6 separate regions of the Homo sapiens genome follow, and regions 1, 2, 3, 4 and 5 are each linked to region 6. The links are chromatin loops, found by intact Hi-C in ENCODE. Cell type or tissue: IMR-90. All regions are shown on one strand.

Evidence for each region. Peaks named below come from ENCODE experiments on the same cell type or tissue, not always from the same donor. Only the 100,000 strongest peaks of a DNase experiment are listed, where the experiment ranks them.
Region 1: a loop joins it to region 6, with 5 times the contacts of the local background. A loop is called at or near these places in 3 of 110 quality-filtered maps.
Region 2: a loop joins it to region 6, with 9 times the contacts of the local background. A loop is called at or near these places in 6 of 110 quality-filtered maps.
Region 3: a loop joins it to region 6, with 12 times the contacts of the local background. A loop is called at or near these places in 3 of 110 quality-filtered maps.
Region 4: a loop joins it to region 6, with 11 times the contacts of the local background. A loop is called at or near these places in 13 of 110 quality-filtered maps.
Region 5: a loop joins it to region 6, with 5 times the contacts of the local background. A loop is called at or near these places in 4 of 110 quality-filtered maps.

The regions. Positions count from the first base shown.
Region 1 is chr3:175,144,441-175,148,440 of GRCh38, forward strand. The region is part of intron 2 of NAALADL2 (N-acetylated alpha-linked acidic dipeptidase like 2); the gene reads left to right. Among named protein-coding and RNA genes, the nearest start is that of NAALADL2-AS3, 31 kb to the left of the region's middle. In IMR-90, a CTCF peak has its summit at 2,003 (motif pointing left); no DNase peak of the experiment used is centred here.
Region 2 is chr3:176,937,160-176,941,159 of GRCh38, forward strand. No RefSeq gene overlaps it. Among named protein-coding and RNA genes, the nearest start is that of TBL1XR1-AS1, 98 kb to the right of the region's middle. In IMR-90, a CTCF peak has its summit at 2,035 (motif pointing left); a DNase peak (open chromatin) is centred at 2,022.
Region 3 is chr3:175,429,193-175,433,192 of GRCh38, forward strand. All of the region lies in intron 5 of NAALADL2 (N-acetylated alpha-linked acidic dipeptidase like 2), which reads left to right. Among named protein-coding and RNA genes, the nearest start is that of MIR4789, 62 kb to the left of the region's middle. In IMR-90, no CTCF peak of the experiment used is centred here; a DNase peak (open chromatin) is centred at 3,989; H3K4me3 peaks cover 1,014 bases; H3K27ac peaks cover 1,352 bases.
Region 4 is chr3:175,954,891-175,958,890 of GRCh38, forward strand. No RefSeq gene overlaps it. Among named protein-coding and RNA genes, the nearest start is that of NAALADL2-AS1, 180 kb to the left of the region's middle. In IMR-90, a CTCF peak has its summit at 2,266 (motif pointing right); no DNase peak of the experiment used is centred here.
Region 5 is chr3:175,408,282-175,412,281 of GRCh38, forward strand. All of the region lies in intron 5 of NAALADL2 (N-acetylated alpha-linked acidic dipeptidase like 2), which reads left to right. Among named protein-coding and RNA genes, the nearest start is that of MIR4789, 41 kb to the left of the region's middle. In IMR-90, no CTCF peak of the experiment used is centred here; DNase peaks (open chromatin) are centred at 2,180 and 3,310; H3K27ac peaks cover 2,797 bases.
Region 6 is chr3:176,428,528-176,432,527 of GRCh38, forward strand. No RefSeq gene overlaps it. Among named protein-coding and RNA genes, the nearest start is that of MIR7977, 85 kb to the right of the region's middle. In IMR-90, a CTCF peak has its summit at 1,928 (motif pointing left); a DNase peak (open chromatin) is centred at 1,924; H3K27ac peaks cover 433 bases.

The DNA of each region.
Region 1 (4,000 bases), 1.3 Mb before region 6:
GTTTTGTGTTTATTTTTTCTTCTGATTACAAAAGTAATACAGTCTAAAGTGTAAAACACTTTATATTGAGAAAATATACAGAAAGAGTGAAACTTTCTTATGATTGCGCAATCCAGAGATGGCCACTTTTAGCACCTTTGAATATTTCCTATGTTTATTCTCACTGAATTTATCCCCCACATGCAGGATCATGCTATATACAGAATTTTGTGTGTTACTTATCTCCGTCACTTTTTTCCTTCATATTTTTGGGCAGCCCTTCAGGTTTATTCTCTAAATCCCTGATTTTATTTTCCTCCTGTGCCAGTTCTTGTGTTTAATGCCTCCAATGTTGATTTTGATTTTGCCATTGTGTTTTCAGATTTCTTTTAATTTTTACTCATTTAGACAACCATTGTTTGAATCTCAGCCTGTTGCTTCTTCATCTCATACAAGATTACGGCATTTCAAAGAGACTTTGGAATCCTGTATGTTTTCAATACAAGTTTCAAAATTCTCCTTTACTTCCTGGTAACAAGTCTTTTTTCTTTTTTTAATCAAAAACATTCCATTTCTTTATTCACCACCATGTTCCTCTTTCCTTGATTTGATGTATTGCTTTTTCACACTTACAAATTTTAAATATTTAATTTCATCCCTGGATAGAGAAGGATTTGGGAGGGGCTGTCCTAGCTCTTGCTAATAGGCAGGGTAATTTTCCTTAGTCCCCTTATTCTTCATTTAGGTGGTGACAAAATTTCCCTAGTGAATACCGTGTTTTGATGACTCACATGGATCAATGTTCAGTCACCTCCTCTAGATCTTTTATCTGCAGTGCCCATTGGCTTGGTATCACTTCCTTTAGCTCTCTGAATTTTTAATTTTGTAAGTTGCTCTTCTTCTTCCAATTAGATTTAGACAAATTTCTATTTCCCAGTGACCTACATGGCAGTAGCACTCAATAAACCTAAACCCACAAACATATATCTGTGTTAAGGACGTTGAACAGATTGCCTTCAGAATTAACAGAATTGGTTTTCTATATTTCTATTGGCTTGACGAGCAATGGATGAAACTTATCGGAAAGAAAATGTATTTTTTTTCTTCTTTCATTTGACCTTTCTTAAGCCTAGATTTATGAATTTGGGCTTAAAGATAAAGCTGTTTAGAAGTAGTGCTGAACCAGGGACTTACTTTGTTCTTGGCTGATTTGCTGATTGCCTAAGCATTCAATTTTGTATTACTGTCTTGATACTTCTGTGTATTTTTTTTTACCTGAATTATTGCTATTGCAAAACTAAATGCTTTCTACTAATTTTACACAAAATTATTACTTTGGCAATAAGGATTTACTGTTCCTTATAATAATTGAACTATTTAAAGTTTTTAATAAAAGATATTCTAAAACAAGTCTTCCTACCACTTCAAATAATTCAGAAGTTGTTTGAAATGTACTCTTTTGACAAATATTAATAAACCTCTTCTTTATCATTTCAGACATATAGCTAGAATCAAGTACTGACTGACTCCTGTGGATGTGGAAATTGTTTTCCATGTTTTTGTAGCACACAAATTAGATTAATGTAATTCTCAGTTTCCACCTTTGTCAGAATTCTCACTGTAGAAAATGTGACACATACTGTATTTGGTAATAAGTAAGATTCGTGATTCTTACAGAATAGTAAAAAATCTCATCAGCTGAAGTCTCCCTATTGGCCTATTATTGTAAATTTTCTTGAATTTTAAATTTGGCTCATGTGTGTCTGTTGACTCTTACATAACCTTCTTCATACAAAATAAATTCAATTCCATCAAAATTTATTTTAGGTAACTACTAGATCACAAAGTGAGTCTCTGGTCTACCCAGAAAAAAGAGAAGGACTGTGGAAAACAATGGAAAATGATTTGAAATAAGCATCAAATATGTACAGTGCTCCCATTTGCACAGCTTTTATAGAAAAATGAGTAAATATCAGTATTGTGCTTATTTGAGTTTTACAGCCTGAGTTTTCCCCTGTCTGCCCTCTGGTGGGACTACTAATAACTAACTGGCAAGCTAAAATAATTATTGTAGAGAATGCATTAAAAAATTGTAGATAAATCAGAGATGAAATGAAATTCATAGAATATTACTTTTGCTTCACAAAGTAGGGCATATAGCATATTACTAACAGTGTGCTGGACGAACTAGATTGTGAAAAATGAATGGCTTCAATCACATGAACTAAGAAGAAAAATAATGAAAGAGGCTGAAAGTTACTATTTTACTTCGTGATGCGTATATGTTTTCCCTTGTAATTACTTGACAAAATAGTGATAGGAAAACCAATTACTTGACTATTTTGCCTTCCATGTGTGAAATTGTTGGCTTAACTTTTCTCTTTTTGAAAAAGGGAAGGTAGCTTTTTTTTTAACTAAATTTAATTAAATTACAATTTACTAACGTCATTCAGGTACATAATCTTCTCCCAAGATCTGAAGTGGATCAGTTATTTTAATGAAAAAAAATGCATATGATGTAAATGGCTAAATTTTAATATAGTCCCCAAATTATTTGCATTTGTGCAAATCTTTCTGGGTAAAAGCACTGATTTTTGTCTTTTTTTAGGAAAACTCAACTAAGATCTTTTGAAGTAATTCTGTAGTTAAGAAAAGCAAACATGATTTTTAAAAAATAATTTCAAATTCATTTTAGATTCAAGGGATACACATGCAGGTTTGTTACATAGATATATTGCATGATGCTGAAATTTGGAGTACCTGTCACCCAGGTAGTGTGTAGAGTACCCAATAGGTAGTTTTCAAATCTTGCCATCCTCCTTTGCTCCCCGTTCTAGCACTCCCCAGTGTCTATTGTTGCCATCTTTGCATCCATCCATACCCAATATTTAGCTCTCACTTATAAGTGAGAACATGCCGTATTTGGTTTTCTGTTCCTGGATTAATTCACTTATGATAATGGCCTCCAGCTGCATCCAGGTTGCTACACAGAACATGGTTTTGTTCTTTTTTGTGGCTGTGTAGTATTCCATGACATATTATGTACCACATTTTCTTCATCCAGTCTACCACGGATGGGCACCTAGGTTGATGATATGTTTTTGCTATTGTGAATAGTGCTGCAATGAACATGTGAGTGCATATGTCTTTTTGGTAGAACAGTTTATTTTTGGGGGGGGTATATACTCAATAATGGGATTACTCGGTTGAATGATAGTTCTGTTTTATGTTCTTTGAGAAATCTTCAAACTGCTTTCCACAGTGGCTAAACTAATTTATATTACCACCAACAGCGTGTAAACATTCCCTTTTCTCTGCAGCCTCGTCAGCATCTGTTGTTTCTTGACTTTTTAATAATACCCATTTTCGGCCAGGCGTGTTGGCTCACGCCTGTAATCCCAGCACTTTGGGAAGTCAAGGCAGGTGGAAAGCCTGAGGTCAGGAGTTCGAGACAAGCCTGACCAACATGGTGAAACCTCGTCTCTTCTAAAAATACAAAAATTAGCCAGGCATAGTGATGGACGCCTGTAATCCCAGCTATATGGGAGGCTGAGACAATAGAATCGCTTGAACCCAGGAGGCAGAAGTTGCAGTGAGCCGAGACTGGGCCATTGCACTCCAGCCTGGGCAACAAGAGCAAAACTCTGTCTCAAAATAATAATAATGATAATGATAATAATAATAATAATAATAATAATAATAATAAAATAATAATAATAGCCATTCTGACTGGTATGAAATGCTATCTCATTGTGGTTTTGATTTGCGTTTCTCTGGTGATTAGTAATTTGACTTTTTAAACATTTTTGTTGTCTGCTTGTATGTCTTATTTTGAGAAGTGTCTGCTCATTTTTTGCCTACTTTTTAATGGGGTTATTGGTTTTTTGCTGTTGAAAGTTCTTTATAGACTCTGGATATTAGATCTTTGTGGGATACTTAATTTGTGACTATTTTCTTCAATTAGGTAGGTTGTCTGTTGATTTTGTTGATAGTTTCTTTTGCTGTGCAAAAGCTCTTTAGT
Region 2 (4,000 bases), 510 kb after region 6:
TTATATGTTTGTTGGCTGCATAAATGTCTTCTTTTGAGAAGTGTCTGTTCATATCCTTTGCCCACTTTTTGATGGCATTGTTTGTTTGTTTTTTTTTTCCTAGTAAATTTGTTTAAGTTCCTTGTAAATTCTGGATATCAGACTTTTTGCAGATAAGTAAATTGCAAAAATTTTCTCCCATTCTGTAGGTTGCCTGTTCACTCTGATGATAGTTTCTTTTTTAAGCAAAGAATTCTAAGTTGACAGTTTTCATCCTCTAAAAGATTTCTTACCAAAGTATCATTAGGTTAAAATCTTCAGTACCACCATTAAACCAAAATCAAAGAAAGATTTTGTTTTGCTTATAGATAAATTTATGAATTTTAGTTCTTCTCCTCTCAGCTAAAAACAGGTTGTTATTGTTAGTTGATTTGTTACTCATTTTTCTTTGATTTCTCAGAAAAAGAAAACCTAATGCTGGGCTACAAAAAGTATATATGAGGTAAAAATTCTAGACTTCTTTTTATCTCTGTGGCATAGTTAGGATAGAAGTAGAAGACACTGGACATGATTTTGCTTAAAAGAATTTAGCACACTGAACAGTTGGATTAAATCCAATTTAAGAAAGAATCAGCTATAGAGAAATGAGTTGCTGAACATCCTAGAAAGAATCTGAGAGGTTTAGCATCCTTTGGCGATGGAAAATTTCCTAATACTCTCCTCCAAGAAAACAGAAAAAGGGAAGGTTTTAACTTCATAAATGAAATTTAACTCAAGATGACTGCCATTTTATTTTTACCTGGCCTAATAGGCACATACCCAGAGAGACAAAGAAAGTAAATAAGAAATGTATCCACATTAACTTCAGAGTAATTTAATAGCAAAATGCTAGCCTAGCAGTTCAAACTCAAATGAAGTTGGCATTTCCTTTACTTATTTCTGACAATTTTTCAAAATACAGCTTCTCCCAAATTAGATGTAGGAGAACAGAAAGCACTAGACTTCTCAAGCCTTTAGCTTAAAAGCAACAGAGTCATAAGTTCATTGGTTGCTGCAGACACCAGTGGAATGTCTTTTGTAAATATCTATTGGCTGACAGCTTTTTAACACTGCAACTAAAAGGGATCTGAGATTTTTAAAATAAGATGTTACTTTGCAATGCAGAAGGTAAATCTGACAGAAAGCAAATAATATTCTCAGCAAATGCAGTAGTGCAATGGACTAGCAAACGTATTAGCAAGTTAAAAAAAAAAAAAGTGTTTGAGGGCCCAGGAGCTTCACCTTTAGTAAATGACGCAAGACATAGACATACCCTTTAAAATTATGTTCACCTTAAAACCTCAGGTTTCGTCCAACACTCAGTCTCAATTCCTTACTGCAAAAAAACAATGTGACTTGAAAGACACAGTAACGGCCCTACACTACAAAGTGACATGTTTTAACCCAACAACCTAACTTTAAAGAGGAGGATCATGGTAGGGATATTTTCAAAAGATCTTAAATCAGAGCTCGAAATATATGTATCTTTTCTTTCTAAATCCAGCATACTATAATGTTCTCCTTCCTTTAAAATAACAAAGATTTTGTGCAGAATAGCAGAACAACTTTGCAAGCTTGATTAAAAGGCATATCAATTTCTAGGAATAGGTTTTATTTTTCAATCACATTTTCCTCTTCAAAAACCTTTATTAGAGTCTCAACTCTGTGTTCTGACCACATAATTTAGCAGAATGCTGCACTTCCCTAAGCCTATTTTCATCATTCAGTCGATTGTTCATCATGAATATAAATATAATCCATAGGCTTCAACAAAATGTGGTATACTTTTAGGACTACCTTAAAATAAAAGTTGTATAAATTGTCACTGAAAATTACACAGCCACATTACCTGTATTTCAAATTGTACTGATTACGTCTTTCATATACCCAACCCATTCAACAGAGATAATTAGATACCATAGGAAGCTCTAACATTATAAAATCAAAGAACTTAAGTCTCATTGTAAGCTGTGCCAACCAGGTCTGTGTTCCTAATGTTTATAAGGCATGGATGCCACCTACTGGCAAGCCTTAAAGATTGCAACATCTGACAAAAAGCCCTGACTTCATCCTTGCAACCATGTCAAAGTGTTCTATAGCCGAAATGCACCCGTTGTTAGGTGTACAGCTTGCCACTCTGGCTGTTAATATTTTTGTAAGGAGACCACACCAAAATAGTTTTGGCTTTTGTCATTATATCTCACATTGTAAATTCATCATATATGTATATAAATACATATGTTTGTTCATATATGTTTGGTTCACATTTTTTTTTAGAGACTATCCTCCTCTACTAGAATGTAATCTCAAGACCAGCAACATTCTACTGAACCTAGAACAGCGCCTGGCACTTTGTGAATATTCATCGTATAGTTGAATAAAAGAATAAATGAGCAGAATAATAATACGGTTTTAAGATAATAACGTATATTGGCTAGTAGCCAAAATTTCAAAAACAAAAAGACGTGAATCGAAACTGTGGCTCCCTTTTCTGTCTTCTATGACTTGGATTTTTGCCATATTTCTTAATTTCTTTAAGCGTTAGATTGCTCATCTACCAAATAGGCATAACATCAAGGTAGTTCAGACAATTGAAAGCACAAATATTTATACAGTATTTGGCACAGAGTAAGTGCATAATACTAAATATGATGATAATTATTATTCAATTTCACAATCTTGGGAATATAAAGTAGTACAGCCATTATGGAAAATAGTATGAAGTTTTCTCAAAAAACTACAAATAGAACTACTATGTAATTCAACACTCTCACTGATGGGTATATACTTTTTAAAAATCTATATATCAAGGATGGGCACGGTGGCTCATGTCTGTAATCCCAGCACTTTGGGAGCCAAAGGTGGGCGGGTCACTTAAGTCCAGGAGTTCAAGACCAGCCTGGGCAATATGGCAAAATCCCATTTCTACAAAAAATACAAAAAATTAGCCAGGCATGGTGGTGCATGCCTGTAGTCCCACTTACTCAGGAGGCTGATGTGGGAGGGTTGATTGAGCCCGGGAGGCATAGGTTACAGTGAGCCATGATCACACCACTGCATTCCAGCCTGGGCAACAGAGCGAGACCCTGTCTCGAAAAAAAAAAATCAGTATATCAAAAATATATTTGCATTTTCACATTTATTGCAGCACTATTCACGATAACCAAAATACAGAATGACCCTAAGTGTCCATCAACAGATGAATGGATAAAGAAAATGTGGTGTACCCACATGTTCTCACTCATAAGTGGGAGTTGAACAATGAGAACACATGGACACAGGGAGGGGAACAGTACGTACTGGGGCTTGCCATGGGGTGGGAGACAAGGAGAGGGAGAGCATTAGGACAAATACCTAATGCATGTGGAGCTTAAAACCTAGATGACGGGTTGATAGGTGCAGCAAACCACCATGGCACATGTATACCTATGTAACAAAGCTGCACATTCTGCACATGCATCCCAGAACTTAAAGTAAAATAAAAAATAAAAATAAACAAATGAAAAAAGAAAAAGAAAATGTGGTATACATACATGGTGGAATACTATTCAATCATAAAAAGGAATGAAATTCTGTCATTTGTAGCAACATGGATAGAACTGGAGCTCATTACGCTAGGTGAAATAAGCTAAGAACAGAAAGATAAATATCACATGTTCTCACTTCTATGTGGGAGCTAAAAAAAGTGGATCTCATGGAGGTAGACAGGGTTATTACCAGAGGCTGGGGGAAGGAAAGGGAGTAGGGAATGAAGAGGAGTTGGCTAATGGGTATAAAAATACAGCTAAATAGAAAGAATAAGTGATAATATTTGATGGTACAGTAGGGAAATTATAGTTAACAATAATTTATTGTATATTTCAAAATAGCTAGAATTGTAATGTTCTCAACACAAAAAAAGATAAATGTTTGAGATGATGAATGTCTCCATTACCCTGATTTGCTCATTACATATTAGATACATGTATCAAAATATCACTTG
Region 3 (4,000 bases), 1.0 Mb before region 6:
ACACACACACACACACACATATATATACATATTCCTTCTTTATGCATTTCTGTATTTTTTTAATTTCTCAATTTTTCAGATACGCCCTGGGGAGAGCAGGAAAACCTAACTGATTACCTTGCTCTTAAAGACAAGATATGTTTCATGCTATAAATGCTGTATATGAATTCTTTGACTTTCTTTTGCACCACTCCAGTCATATGACCTCTTTTGTTTCCTCTGGTACACTATACTGTTTCTTAATTCAAGGCCTTTACATATGTAGTTTCCTTTGCTTAGAAGGTTTCTGGAGGATAGGAATATGTGTCCTATCCTATAGTGCTAACGAGAGGAAAAATCAGGTGCAGCCACTTTTGAGTACAATTCATTGGCATATATAAAAATTTAAAATTTGCATATTTTCTGACCCCAAATCCATTTTTCCATAGCAGCCTTATGGAAACCTTCGCACATATGCAAGTTGATGTACATGCAACAAAATTCATGGAGGTTTTTATTACAATAGCAAAATTTAGATTCGTCTAAGTATATTAGAATACTATTAGAATTATGGAATACTATGCAACATCCACAAAGAATAATAAAAGAATAACATCTGCAAACTTAAATAAAGAGGTCTTTAAGCCTTCCTTACAGAGTGAAAAAGAAATGTCACAGGGTAATATGTATGAAAATATTTAAGTAAAAGAAAGTATAATAATAACATTATACAATTATTTTAAATTTTTCTATGCATTAAAATAATATGAAATTTAGGAGACACTATATTGGTGAGAGTGCCTCTTGGTAGTACAGGGAAACAAAATGTGGGGCATGGCCAAAATGGTCTTTAGCTTAACTTCAATGTTCTTGTTTTTATAATAAGAACAGCTTTATGTATTTTACTTAGATAATTAAAAATTAATAAAATTCCCTGCCATCCTCCAAAGAGAAACAGTGATTATTATTCTGTGGATCCTTTCATCTTTAATATTCTGATTTTATATTCTTTGGCCGTTAAATTATGCATTGAGAACTACCATTCTAAATTCTACCATTTTATAGTAATTAACCTGCATATTTTATAAAAATTATAAAGTTCTTCTTTAAGTTATATACGCATATGTGTATACATACATATACATATATACATGATTGTTAACCTATATATGTGTGTTAATTTGGAAACTTGAAAGCAATGAAGATTTAAAGATTCTCTATGGCATTATTTTGAAATATACCCTAATTGTAAGTATTCAGTACACAACTTTGGGATTCCAATCTTATTATTAAAGGGAATATTTCATCTTTTTGTTGGCATTTTCTTTCATATTATTAACTAAATTATATAACTCTAGTTTGTCTTCCAGCTAAAATCAGTAGGATGGGCTGATGTTATCTTCATATTTACATCTTACTTACATCTCTGTTATCCAGAGGCAGATTCACTGAATAAGTCTAACTTTGTGTCTCTACACGTTATTATTTCTTCTCTCAGTTTTTCCTGCCTCAATAAATTGCTAAATATCTGAGAGTAGCACAGAAGTCTATCTATAAATGTTTATTCTCACACTATATCTAAAAAGTCTGGACATTGTTTATTGATAACTATAATGCAGATTTAGACTATTGAGTCTTTATATAATGCTATGTCATTAGTTTGACATTAGTTAATGTTTTATAATTTCCTGTTGCTTATGGATAACCACTTAATTTTAATATCAGCCTTAGATCAGTATATAGGTGATATAGGTATAATGCTGAATCTTTTAAATCTAGCATCTCATTGATATTTTTATTGAAACTTGAGATAATTTTGAAATCTTTGAAAAGTTCAAATAAGTCCTGAATGCCTTCAGAAAATAGTTGATGTCTTTTGTACTGAAAAATGGATTCAACTTTAACAGCACACTTTCTAAAAATAGCCATCTTGCTTTCATATGATTAATATTTTCTTCGAAGCAACCTTGCAAATGTGTCACTTCTTTTGTTTCATTTCACGGCAAACATACTGTGAGAAAGTGAGCAAAGCCTGTCCTATGATCTGTTTGATTTGTGTATCTCTGTACACTTCACGAGTTGGGCATACTGCAGAAATGTCAATTTTCTTTCCTCATGGGAACCTCAAAAGAATTAAAAAAGCAGTAGCAGGACAATATGCAGTATCAGAAGGAGCAATAGAGATTTTTTGTTTGTTTGTTTGTTTGTTTGTTTAGTTCTATTGGACAGTTTATGGATAGTATTTGTCACTGGCGTAATGTGACTCATTTATATTGTACCTATTCTTCTGTGGAGCTAAAGGCACTTTATAAGCATTCTCATTCATCCTCAAGCTTTGCTATGAGCTAAGTATTAGGCAGCTTTTATTCTCACTTTATGGCCTGGGAAACTCCAGTTTAAGGAATGTCGGCGTGCAGGCATTTGCAAAGCGTTCCAAAAACAGCCAATGGGATTCACAGTAACGTGTGGACTATGACCAAGCAGTGAAAGTCAAAAGTTCTTTGTATGCAGAAGTGTTCTGTGTGAACAGGTCAGGATATTTTACTTTATTTATAGGCTTTATAGTAATACTTGTCTGATGAAGCCAAATACTAAATATAATTATTTAAAATATTCTGACTCTTCTTTCCCTTCAGGCAAGTCTTCCTACTGAATCCGTGTGATTAATAGGACTTTTATTCTTATACTCATCCAGGACTGAAACCTTAATTGCCTTCTCTCTTAATTACCTCATTGCCACTACTCTGTTCAGTGGGTTGCCAAGTTGTGACCATTCTCCTTTCCCAGACTTTTCACATGGATCTTTACCTTTCTGTGTCGAGACATCCTAATTCATGCAGCTATTACTTCTTGTTGAGAAAAAAAAATAGCTTTTAACAGTAATGACATCAGAATTTTAATTTTGAAAGCTAAAAGAAGTAGACTCTGATCTCACCTGCATAGCTTACCAGCCATATGACTCTTAGCATTACATTATTTCTGAGCTTTAGAGTTATTTCTATCACAAGAAGATAACAATAACTAGTTTGAAAAGTTGGACCCTCATATATAAAGTGTAAAAATGGAATGAGACAATATATGCCAAGTATCAAGCTCTGCACCTGGTACAAATGGGATCTATTTTTACTGTTTTCCTTGTGAATACAATACATTGTGAAACAGAATTTTTCCAGTTCTCTTCCTTCTGCATATCATTCTCAAATCAAAACTTCTAAAATCCCCTTTGATGGTACTAATTATCTTCTTAAAACTCCATAAAAATCTCCCAGTACTTACTCAGTTTTCTTAATTTAATATATAAAACCCACCATAATAAAGACTCTATAATTTTAGTCTTAATCAACACCATATGTAGTCATCTCCGGTTAACCTTGGCTCCTTGCCATTCCCTTTTCACAGCCTTATTTTCCTCCCACAGCTCATTTAATCATGTTGATTCTTTTGCCTGGAATCAGCTCCCCTACAGTCATTTTCTGTAGAGTTCGAAACATATATGGAAAAACCCTGTCAAAGCCAGGCTCATTCTATGCCAGATGTAGCTAATGAGAAGAGTTCTATTAATTGTTTTTTAGGGCTCTAGCCACTACTTTAAAAGCACTTCTTATTTTCCCATGAAGAGACAAAAATCTTGCTCAATGGAGCCGGACTTTGACATGCTGACCACTCAGCATTCATGGGAATGTGTTCTGATAGCTATTCATCAGCAACTTACTTTTATTGTTTCCTCTGACTGTATCACTGCTCTTTACAGGTACCTGTTCTCTTTCATCTGGTGTTCCCAGTCTCTTCAGGCCTGCTGAAGCATCTTTGCTGGTTCATTTCACATTTCCTGGTCCAAGACCTGGGATTTTCCGGCTACTTTATCTCTTTCATTCATTAAATAGTTGCAGTCATGAAGCTGTATGTTTGCATTTTCCAGTCGTCTCCCAGCTCTTCTGGTTTGCTCCCTGTTTCCATCCCAAGCCACAAATATACAATCAAATAGAGCTGCCAGACAGGAACCTGTTCTTGCTCTGGAATA
Region 4 (4,000 bases), 470 kb before region 6:
AGGGTCTTTGCAGACATAATTAAGAATCTTGAGATGAGATTGTTTTGGATTAGCCTGGTGTGCCCTAAATCCAATGACAAGTATCCTTTTAATACAAAAGAGAACACACAGACATAGAGAAGAAAAAAGTGTGTTAAAAAGGCAGAGATTACAGTGATAGAGCTGAGGAGGCCAAGGAATGTCTATAGCCACAAGGAGATGGAAAAAGTGGGGTCTCCCCTAGAGCCTTCAGAGGAATCACAACTTTGCTGACACCTTGATTTTAAATTTCTGACCTCCAGAACTTTGAAAAAAAAAAATCTTTCTGTTGTTTTAAACCACTAAGTTTATGATTATTTGTTATGGCAGCTGCAAGAAACTGATACATTGGTTAAACAGGAACTATTCAAGGCATTCCTATTGGCCATATTTCTCTCTTGACATTTTTATCCTATGTAAGCATATTGAAAATATTGTTTTCAGTATTTGAAAGGAAACAGTATTTGGAAAATCTTTGAAAAATGTTATTCATTTTAATCTGCACATTATCATCCTCATCCATGATCTATTTTTGGTTTAATGAAGAAACAATAAATTACTTCAGAGGATTATATTAATAGTTATTTAGGAATATGCTACTATCACTCCAATCGTACAATGCTTCGTATCTACAAAAGAATATTTGTTTTATCTGGAAAGAAGGCTAAGGCAGAAATCATCTATTTTACTGATGATAAATTTGAGACTTTTTCATTCATTCATTGATTAAATAAACATTTATTGAACACCTAAGTACCATTGTTTGGTACAGATTCAACAGGAAATACCGAAACAAACATCCTTTCTTCTGAATCTTACATTATATTAGAGTTAGAGGAGAGATTTTAAAAAAAGATAACAAATAATAAAGTATATATTATTAAAGCAGGCTAAGGAGCAAAGAGAGCTGTGTTAGAAGGGTTGCAAAGTTAAATAAGACAGTCATATCTCTGAGAAATTCTTCAGGAAGGTGAGGAAGTGAGTTGTGAGGACACATGGGGAAATGCTTTCCAAACATAATGCATAGTCAGTGTGAATATCTGTGCCCTGTCACTCAAGGAACTGTAAATAGAACAGAGAAAGCACACAGGAGGCTAGTAGTAAATGAAGTCAAAGAGATAATAATTTTATTTAAATTTAAATTTCAAACATGTTTTGTGCTACTTGAGGATTTTGACTTGTTTTCGGAATGAAATGCAAAATATTAGAAAGTTCAAATAAAGGGGATAAGGTCTAATTTGTGATTTAAAAGGCATATTCTCTCTGCTGTGTATAGATGATAGGTGTGAAAAGGGAGAATGAAGAAAATCAGGAGACTGTTGGAAGCCTGGTCCAAACAACTGCGACCAGACTGTTTGTATTAAGATGAAACAATGTAGATAGAGAGAAATATAAAATTAAATATGGCTTACTACCAGATTGGATTTAGTGTGTATATTATACACTTTTAAACTTCGTATATTACAGGTGCCTCAACATCCCTGTTTTAGTCTGCTCTGACACTGCTAATAAAGACATGCCTGAGACTGGGTAATTTATAAAGGCAAGAAGTTTAATTGACTCACAGTTCCACATGGCTGGGGAGGCCTCACAATCATGGTGGAAGGTGAGTGAGGAGCAAAATCACTTCTTACATGGTGGCAAGCAAGACAATGAGAGCCAGCAGGGGAAATGTCAGACACTTATAAAACCATTAGATCTCGTGAGAACTCACTCACTATCACGAGAACAGTGTAGGGGGAAAACCATCCCCATGATTCCATTATCTCCACCTGGTCCCACCCTTGACACATGGGGGTTATTACAATTCAAGGTGAGATTTGGGTGGGGACACAGAGCCACACCATATCAATCTCCACAAACAAGCTGTGAGCACCCCACCCAGGTGACCTGATGCACCAGTGTGATAAGGCAGGTTCCTGCCACAAGTTCCCCTTCTTGCCTTTCCCTGACTATAATCAAGTGACATTTCAATGTACCAGTAAAATTTTCTCATGCCTTTTGCTGGTGTACTTCACTCTGACCCTTCAGTAAAAGCACTTGCCCATGGATCATCACTCTCTCTCCGCTCCCCATCTGCTTGGTTGAACCTACTCCCTAGGAACTCCTCCCATATGACCCCATTGCATGGCTTGCCATGCCTCCTGTCTTTAGGACCTGTGCATATAATAAATTCTTTACTTTTATATGCCTTGCTGAGTGCAATGCCTGTGGCCATGTTGGAATAATCCTTAAACGCCCACAAGAGGGCCATACTCTCCTGTTTGCTACACAGAATGGGAGAAAAAGAGGAACCAAAGCTTATTCCAAGATGTTTAACCTGTTTTACTGGAAAGATGAAGCCATCATTAACTGGGAGCGAGAAGACAACAGATAGATTATATTTGAAGAGGTGAGATCATGGATATGATAGCTTTCAGATATTTATTTAATCTACAAAATGTTGAGTTGGTAGTGAGAGATATACTCAACTGAAATTCAAGGAGGAGGTCCAGGATAGCGATGTTTATTTGGAAATCATTTGGATATAGAAGATATCTAAAAGCATGCAACTGAATAAGATCACCAATGAAGTGACATAAATAGAAAAAATAAGAGGTCCAAGGACTGATTCCTGGGGCACTTCAAAGTTTGTCCTCAGTGACATAAGAGGAAGAAACAAAACTTCTGTGGTTCCAGAAGCCATTAGAAAAAAGCAACACCAAAAAAGGTTCTTAAGGAGGAAGTGAGATCAACGTGACAGCTGGCAAGTCACTATTATGATAGCTATTAGTTGACTATTGGATTTGGCAATGTGGAAGTCATTGCTAACTTGAGAAGAAGAAGTTTGGTGGAGTGGTAGGGGCAAAATCAAGATTACAGTGGATTTAAAAGACAATAAGAAGAGAGGAAATGGAGAGAAAAAATATTGACAACTCTTTCAAGGGATTTAACTATAAAGAGCAGAGAAATGAGACCATGATTATGTCAAATGAAGAGGAGTTGTGTCAGAATGACTTTAAAACAGGTAAACTAGCAGGAACAATCCAATAAAGAGAAAAAGCTTGATAATACAAGAATAAAATGAGGAAGTTCTAATGATATTCTAGAGTAGGTGGAGGAGGAGTAAACTTTAGAGTGTAAGTCAAACATTTGCTGTTAAGTAGGACCATAATGACTTCAACTCTACTAACAGAAGAGAGGAGACTATGGGTCTAGATACTAGAGGGTACCAAGATGTAATGTTGAGAGAGTTTCCTTCAGATTGCTTTTATTTTCCTAGTGAATTAGAAAAAAAGATCATCAACTGAGAAAAAGTGGGGTAGGGGATATTAGCAGATTAAAAAGAGAATATGGTGTAATATTCATCAAGGACTGTGACAGAGTAAGTGAGTGAAGAAATGCTTGCTCCATGTTAGATTAAGGTTGTGTAACTTTGCCAAGAATACCACAGAAAAAAATGTTTTGCTCTTTTAGGTTATTCATATCAGGAGTACATGATATGGACAGGGCTTATTACTGGCGATATTGACTTTGATCTCTTGTTTTCATGTGGTCTCTGCCAGGTTTCTCCACTATAAGGTTGTAATTTCCATCTTGTAACTAGTAAATACCATGTATGGGAAAACCATACCAAGACCCCAGTTTTCATTACAATTTTTCTCACTAATTTAGCACCATTTAATGACTCGTGTGTAATAATTATTACTGTGTTATTGGCACAATGAAGATTTGCTATTTCCATCATTCCTTCTGTGTTTACTAATTGGAATCCTACTCTCAGGAAGTGCTGCCCCTTTTCCCACATTTATTTATTTAATTAGTTAATTATTTCTATCAGAATGAACTCCTTTATATTATTCTAGAGAATACAATAAAATATCATAATTATTTATACTCTTGCTCAAATTGTTCCATCTCTGACCATTGTGAGCTCCTGTTGCATGTCCCCTGTGTCATTCCAACATGCCTCTATCTTTTCTGTGCACTTCCTTGCTTTCTG
Region 5 (4,000 bases), 1.0 Mb before region 6:
TCTCACTGGACAAAAAAAGTTAGTGAGGTGATGAATATGTTAATTAGCTTGATTTAATTCTTCTACAATGCACAACAAAAATCAAAACATTATTTTGTATCCCATAAATATATACAATTATTATTAGTGTATTAAACAGAAATTTAAAAATTTAAACATATATAAAAACTAACAAATATTTAATATCTCATAACCAGGATAGCATTCTTACTGCTTTGGAATGACCATTTTCTTTGACACTTGCCTTTGAAATAATAAAGAATCCAGTTTACACTTGGAGCACCTGATAAAATTTCAAAAGAATAAAGAAACTGAGATTGTATATAATGTTTCAGAATGAATACTGCGATGATGTGTTTTGAATAATCATAAAGACTGTGTTATGGTAAAATAGATTGGTCTTGTTTATTTTGAGGGGCATAAACATGTTATCATCTCTTTAATGACCTTGTATTGTCATTATCAAAATCCTAAAATGTGCTTCTATTCTTTTTTTTCTCTTATTTGAATGAATTACTGTTAAAGGACATTTTGTATTGGCAGTAAACAATCACATGCTGGAATAGGTAGTCAAATAGATGAAAAAGTTGAGAAAATTGAAGTGAATGGATTGCTGAGTTTTTAATAGAATCTTAGTACACTTATTCATAAACTATGACTAAGCCTCATTCATTTTCTTGGGTTTTATTTACAGTTATTTACACTATACCCACATATCTTTGTCCAACTCAACTTAATTTTCCATCTAGTTTATATTACATTTCCTACTTTAAAATGTATATAGCCACTATTGTATTTTCTTAAATGACTTTTTTACACATGGAGATTTTTCTTTTCCACATGAACTCTAGGTGTTTCCTTTTCTATGTATTCTGAATATCAACCTTATATGTTTTATTTTAAAAACATAATCTTATTAAACCATAAACTCTATAGTTGTGGAGACATGGAGAAATTTCTAAAAGTCATTAGAGATTCTCTTTTTTACTTGTTACTTTAAAAAAAAAGAAAGAAAATAAATATGTTAATTGAGCTAAGTGCCTACCTACTTGTGGCAAAAGTTGTCCAGGATGTCATTGATTTGTGATTGTATTCCATTTTTACTTCTAAAAATCTTTAGTCATCATTTTGAGTGATATTTATCAATAACTTATGATGAGTGGATCTTACCCATATTGTTGACTCACCTTGCCTGTGAAAATTCTATATGTATGTTAAATTTAAGTTCAGGTAGACCTTATTATAAATTACTTGAAATAATATATATAAGTATAAGATTACAAGAAATCTAGGTGTAATTTATGTTATTTAAACAAACAGAAGGAAAACATTTTTTTTACCAATCTCCCTCCCAAGAACTTACCAAATTATTTTAGATGACTTGTAAATTCATTAATTTAGGTAGTTCAACATTTTTCAGTTATTAAAAAAAGTAGATATGTATAGCATGTTAACTATTTTACTTTCAGAGCAATTTTTTCTTGTTTTAGACATATTTAATGATGTATAAACTTAGAGAAAGAACACTGACATAATTAGATTATGCATTTGTTAATATAACCTTTATCAGGAAAGTTCAAAATATTAGAGTAAAATCACAAAGTCCAAAGTTTTAAAAGTAAAATTCATCATTCAAAGGGAAGAATCAGGGGATATTGCTGAAATATGGAAGGTTAATGAAGTTAAAGAAGTAGATATTATTTAAAAGTAGAAAGACAAGTGACTAAATAACCAAACATAATTGTATAAGGATTAAGCTTTGGAAAGAGATAGGAAAGAATAGCCTAAATTAAAATCTCATTTTGTATATCAGGAAATAAATTTATATTGTCTAAATAATTCATAAATCTAGAAATAGTGCTATAAAAGTAATTACCAAAAGCACTAAATGTGGACATAGTTAAAGACAGTGCCTTTGGGAAATGGGCTTGGGGTCCAACAGGAAGAACGTGTAATTGATTACTTTTTATCATAAGCTCAACTGTAGTCTTCTTTTGAAACTATGTACATACACTATTTTAATAGAAACATTTCTTAAAAGTTGTTTATCTTTTGAAATGATCTCTTAAGTTTCATTTAAAAGATTCCAGATGGTTGAGTTGTAACCCACAGAGAAGCTCTGTATGAACACTAATTGATGTAGAACCAAGAACTCCAAAGAAAAATTCAGGAAACAGATCTTCTCTTACACTCACCTACTGATTTATTCCACAGATGTTTATGGAGGACTTACTCATGCCAGGCATTCTGTTAAAGCACTGGGAAACGTGAGCAAAAATACCCAACATCCTTGCTCTTACAGAGCTTCTAGTCTAGAGGAAAAAAAAATGGCCACTTAAATAATTTCACAAAAATGTTGAATTTTAACATATTTACATGATACAGTAAGCACATATAGCTGGTAGCCCAACCTAGACTTTTATGGGAAGTCAAAGTCAGGGACGACTCTCCTGAGAGAGTAATAAACAATTATCTGAGGCATAAGTATGCCTTAGCTTAGAGAACTCGGCAGGTGGTTCAGATTTACAGTGAGCGGCATAGGTTACGATGCTGTGAAAGAACAAACGTGAAAAAGTGGACAGACGCCCTCTTTTTTGCAAAGAGTAAAGGAGAGCAGGATGTAAGATAGAACTGAGGGTGAAGGTAATGGGATAGACATCACAATAAGAAGCCATTGAAATGTTATAGCGATCATATTTATGTTTCATAAAGTCCTTTTGGATGCGGTGTTATAGGACCATTAGACGGGCAAAAGAACAGATCTAGTGAGGGCAATGAAAGAGTGTGTCAATAAGCTCTGGACGAGAGTGATTATAGTCTTAGAATAGAGAGGTAGCAGTAAAGATTTAAACCACATGAGTGGAATCAACAGATAAGTATCAGGAAGGGGCAGCAGTGTTCTCTATTAAACTGTACAGAGGAGGTGGCCTATAATTTACTAGTTTCTGCATGCAAAAATAGGTGAATTGAAAGAACATTGCATTAAGAGGAACTGCAGGAAGTAGAGCAGCTTTGAGTTATGCTCTTAATTTACATTTGACACACAGTGTGATACCTGCAAAAATTCAGGAAGAGGGATTAAGTAGTATGTATGTTAGAAATACTGGTCTGATTTTCAGAGAAGAGTGCGGACTGGGGGTAAAAATTTGAGTCAACTCTATTGATGTGCGAATTGAAGGCCTGGGTGTGGAGGAATTGTTATGGGGGAAAAATGAAGTAAAATGTAATGAGAGCTTAAGACACAGAATTGGGAGACCTCCAACTTGTAATAAAATTGTATAAGGGAGGAGTTGAATAAGCAAACAAGAAGGAGAAATGCTTGTAATCATAGAGAGTGATTCATGTGAAGAAATTTCATTTTGTAACAAAGAAAAGGGATGGATGAACGGGGCAGAATATGACTGTGTCCATTTGAAATCCAGTCAGTCACAAGCTAAGATGTCCAAAATCAGAAACAAAAGTATTTTAATTTTGTCTGGTAATGAACTATTTTAAAAACAATTACGTTGTATCACTGACTAATTGGTCAATGTTTGTGTTCAACAATGGGAGATCAACTCATCAGAGCCACTGGGAGCTTAACTGTGCATTGGCTCTGTGAAGATTGCTTGCAAGATGCCAGAGCTTATTCTACAACTTCCAAGCAGAGGAAGGGCTAGAGTCAAATTATGAGATCACATAGCCAGAAATTCAAAAAGACTAGATAAATTCTGTAAACCCTGATCGAAGATAGCAGGCTGCTTCTAAATGCCCAAGGCTCTGCCCAAAGGGAGAACTTCTGTCTGAGTCAGAATCCTGATTCTGGCTAGCAGTCACTTGACAGTCTGAATTCAACATTGTTCTTGTATTTGAATTATAATCAACGTATTTTTATTCTAAGTTGACGTCTCAACAAGTGTGGGAACACCCTTTACCAATTCTTACAGTCTTTTCCCCCCTTTTTATGCTAAGGATGACACAAAAGATAGATTATGTATGTGCACGTGCACGCGTATAGTTT
Region 6 (4,000 bases):
GACACTGAGAGCTGGGGGTCCTGAGAAGCCCCCAGAACCCAACAGCCAGGGATGCCTGGCAGAAGGAAACTCAGCCAATGCCAGAGACACTGCCCAAAGAGAAGAGGGAATGTTCTAGCCTCTTCCCTCTTCCTAAGCTTTGAACTCACACAAGTGCCTCCCTTTAGCTGAATCCGTTGACATAGGATCCTGAGAAATGCAGCCTGCAGGAGTCAGTTTCTCTGTGATGCAGACTAAAACCGGAAGAGTAAGGAGAGGTAAGCAGTCCCAGTACTGGCTCAGCTACATATTTCATTTAATGTAAACCACACATGAACATTTGCCTGAGCTTTCGGTTATGACATAAGTCTAACCAAAGATTAAAAACAAAAAGAAGAGCATGTTAAATCCAGCTCCCTCCCAAAAGTCGTATTATTAATTTTAATGCTCAGTTGTGACAAACTTGTTAGCATACCCTTGCAATCAAATGGATATAAAGTATCAATTACATTAAGTATGTGTGAAAACAATATTGATAAAACTGTTTTAATTATGTACGACAACAGAACTAATATCCTACCATTGAAATTTAATTTTAATATTCCATACCTGTTCTTTTTATTTTAATAATCCACATTTTTTTAAGTTGGGATCCAACACTGTCATAGTAGATATCACTTTAGTAAATTCTAAGTTTTTTCTATAACATACTATTACCTTTAATCACTGTAGCAACATAATTTATTAAATAATGTTTCTCTTTACTCAAACTGGCTAAAAGGGCCTTACATGAAATCCTCAAGAAGAACAATATGGAAGCCATCTGCAGTAGACCATGCAATAGACCAAGAACTTTATTAATAATAGACCATAAGCTAGAATAAAATAATTAAAATATAGCAATTGGAAAAAAATGTTATGGGCAACAAACTGAAAACCATTTTATTTTAAAATACCCTAGGTGTGGATATTGTATTTAAAAATACCCTCGCTGAGAAATAGCAACCAGAGTTATCTTGCATATACCAATAAAAGATGAAGGTGGCTTTCATATTATGATTTTGTTCTTAAGAAAATTGTTAGGCAATTTATGGATAGAGCCACAAGCCATCACAAGTAACAAATGGATTTAATTATTATGAGAGTAAGTCGACTGTTTCATTGCATTCATGGACTTAAATCATATGTTATTTCCAAAAGAGATTCAACATGGATTAAAACAAAAGTGCAATATAATAAAACTAAGCTATTAACCCAGAATTAAAGGTACAGTAATAATTAAAGTTTAAAAAGTAAGTCATGAAACTCTTGCTAAAAAAAAAAAAAAAAAAAAAAATTATGCCTGAGCATCCTAGAAGCAGAAACAGGGAAAGTGTTGGGTTTTGCAGCACTCGGGGTCAAATTAAAGGGAATGTATGTGCCCTCAATGAAAAGGGCGGTGAAGTTTCAATCACATTTTCAGCCTTAGTCAGGTTGAACAGTGACAGCATCACACTGAACTCTGACAGAAAAAAAAAATTGGCTTGATCTCTTGATCTCAGTCATGCTAAAGGCAAAAAATTCCAGGGACATTGATATGATTCCTTAGAGATTCAGTGATATTTGTCTGAGTGGTAACCATCCTAATCTTATAAAATTCCCACTTTAATTCATTGTCTATGTCTTCAGTAAAATGTATGATTGTATGCATAATTTTTTTTTCAAAATTATGTTACTGATTCCAGGAGAGCAAAATGATTATTTTTGGATATTGAGAGAACTGTCATGACAAAGATTTTGGTAAAAATCAAGCTGTGAATGAGTAGAAACAACTTAATAATTCAAGAACTTAAAATGAATAATTTTGCATTGGAAAACAGATTTGGAAATCCCAATCATTTTGGCACAAAGTTTAATTTTGGTGTAATGAGCTTGTTTATAGGCATAACATGGAAGTAGATCACTATTGCCATCTCCTGGCAAGCAAACCACATGACCACAGTTTAAATCTTTTTGGAGAGCCACATATTGTGAGAAAGCAAGATTACCCCATAAATAGGCAATAAAGTATAGGATATTTATTGTAAGACCATCATTGGATTTTTATTCTTTATTTCTATAAGACCTTTACAAAAACCCATTAGAGTTGATAAATAGTAACGTTTGTTTTATGAGCTCTTTATATTGAACAGGAATTCTGCTTGATATGACTCTTTAAATGCATATGATGGATCTACCTGCGATTGAAACAAATATTAGAAATGCTTCAAAAAGAAAACTTAGAAAGTGTTTGCAATGCATTGGTAGAAAGCAGCCAGCATTGTCCCTACCACTGCATACAGCCCAGAAAGTGACAGGTAGCTTTCTACCACATAATAAAGCTGAAGGGATGGCTAACAGCTTGAACAGCATTAATTCATCTTTCTGCTGTGGGGGCTTTCACCAGAGATTAATCATACACTCCCTCCAACTTGCCTTCTCATCTTGCTGTGTTTCTGTTTAATTTCTCTTTCTTACTATGTTCTCCTTTGCAATCTATTGCTGCTGTTGCATTGAACCCCCTTCCCTCTCCTCCTCACATCTGGACATCAGATCGTCAGCTGCCTCCAAGCCTGGTTCATGCACTCCCTGCCTGAGACGTCAGCTGAGCCATTTATGAACTAGATGTCACTCAAGTCTGCAAGCTGTGCTCCAGGGTATCATCCTGTCTTAGAGACTCCAAGTTCTTGCAGCTGCTGAGTAAAAAAGGAGAATGAGATGTGGCTTCAAGCTATTACCCTCCAGATCAGAATGCCACGTTCCATATAGTTCTGAGGCTTGACATGTCATCTTATCAAACTAATCATTTCGTCAAGGATGAGCATAATAGCGAACTTCCACAAGATGGGTTGAAAACACCAAGACAATTGACATAAAAAAAAAATCTTCTGAAGTCATTCTTTGGAGGAAGAAAGAAAATGCATTGTTTTTGTTGTTGTTTTACTTATCACATTGATCATAAATTCTTCCTAATCTAAATTCCATTCCCCACCAACCCACCAACTAGCTCAAGGTCACATTTAGCTTACACTAAGGTGAAACAGGAACGAACATTTGAGAAAAAAACCTGGACTTTAGCTTTGATGTATAAAATCACTCCAGTTCAGTGTCTTCGTGGTCCTCTGTTGAAGTTTCATATTGCCTGCCTGTTGCATCCCTAGTTAAGGCAATTTCCTGAAGAGCCAACCTTGGGAAAACAATAGAAGAAAATCATCTTCTATACCTGGAGTTAGAAAACTGATGAAGCCAAAGTACAGAGGGCAGATCAAAGGGAATGACTCCTATAAAATATGCCCAATTTCTGAATTACAAATGACCACTCAGGGAACCTTCCCCTTATAGAGAGAAATTCAGATAAATCAATAAAAAGAAAATCCTCACAGAAATAAGAAAAAGATTTTGAAAGGAGGAAGAGAGGTCAAAATAATTAAAGGTTATAGCAATAATCTTTCAAAGCAATAATAGCATTAAAGTTCGCATATATGGCGCTTACTATGTGCTAACCATGCCTGTCGTCATTTCACATGTATAAATTCATTCAATTCTCACAACAATCCTATTATCTCCATGTTAAGACATAAGGAAACAGAGCACAAAGAGACTTGGAAACACACATGGTAGATTCACGATTCCAACCCACGTGGTCTGACTCTTAACCACTGAATTAGTCAGGGTTCTCCAGAGACACAGAACCAATAGGATATATAAATAGATGAGAGGGAATTTGCTAGGGAAGTTGGCTCATTACAGAAGATGAGGCGTCCCAGGCAATCTGCAAGCTGGAGATCCTGGGATGCTGGTAGCATGGTTCAGTCCAAGTTTGAAAGCCTCAGAACCAAGGATGCTGATGATATAATTCTCAGCCCGAGGTTGAAGGCCTGGGAACCTAGGGAGCCATTAGTGTGAGTCGTGGAGTCCAAAGGCCAGAAAGCCTGGGGTTCTGATGTCCAAAGGCAGGAGAAATGTGGCCCAGATGCAAGAAAGAGAGAGAAACAAGTAATTG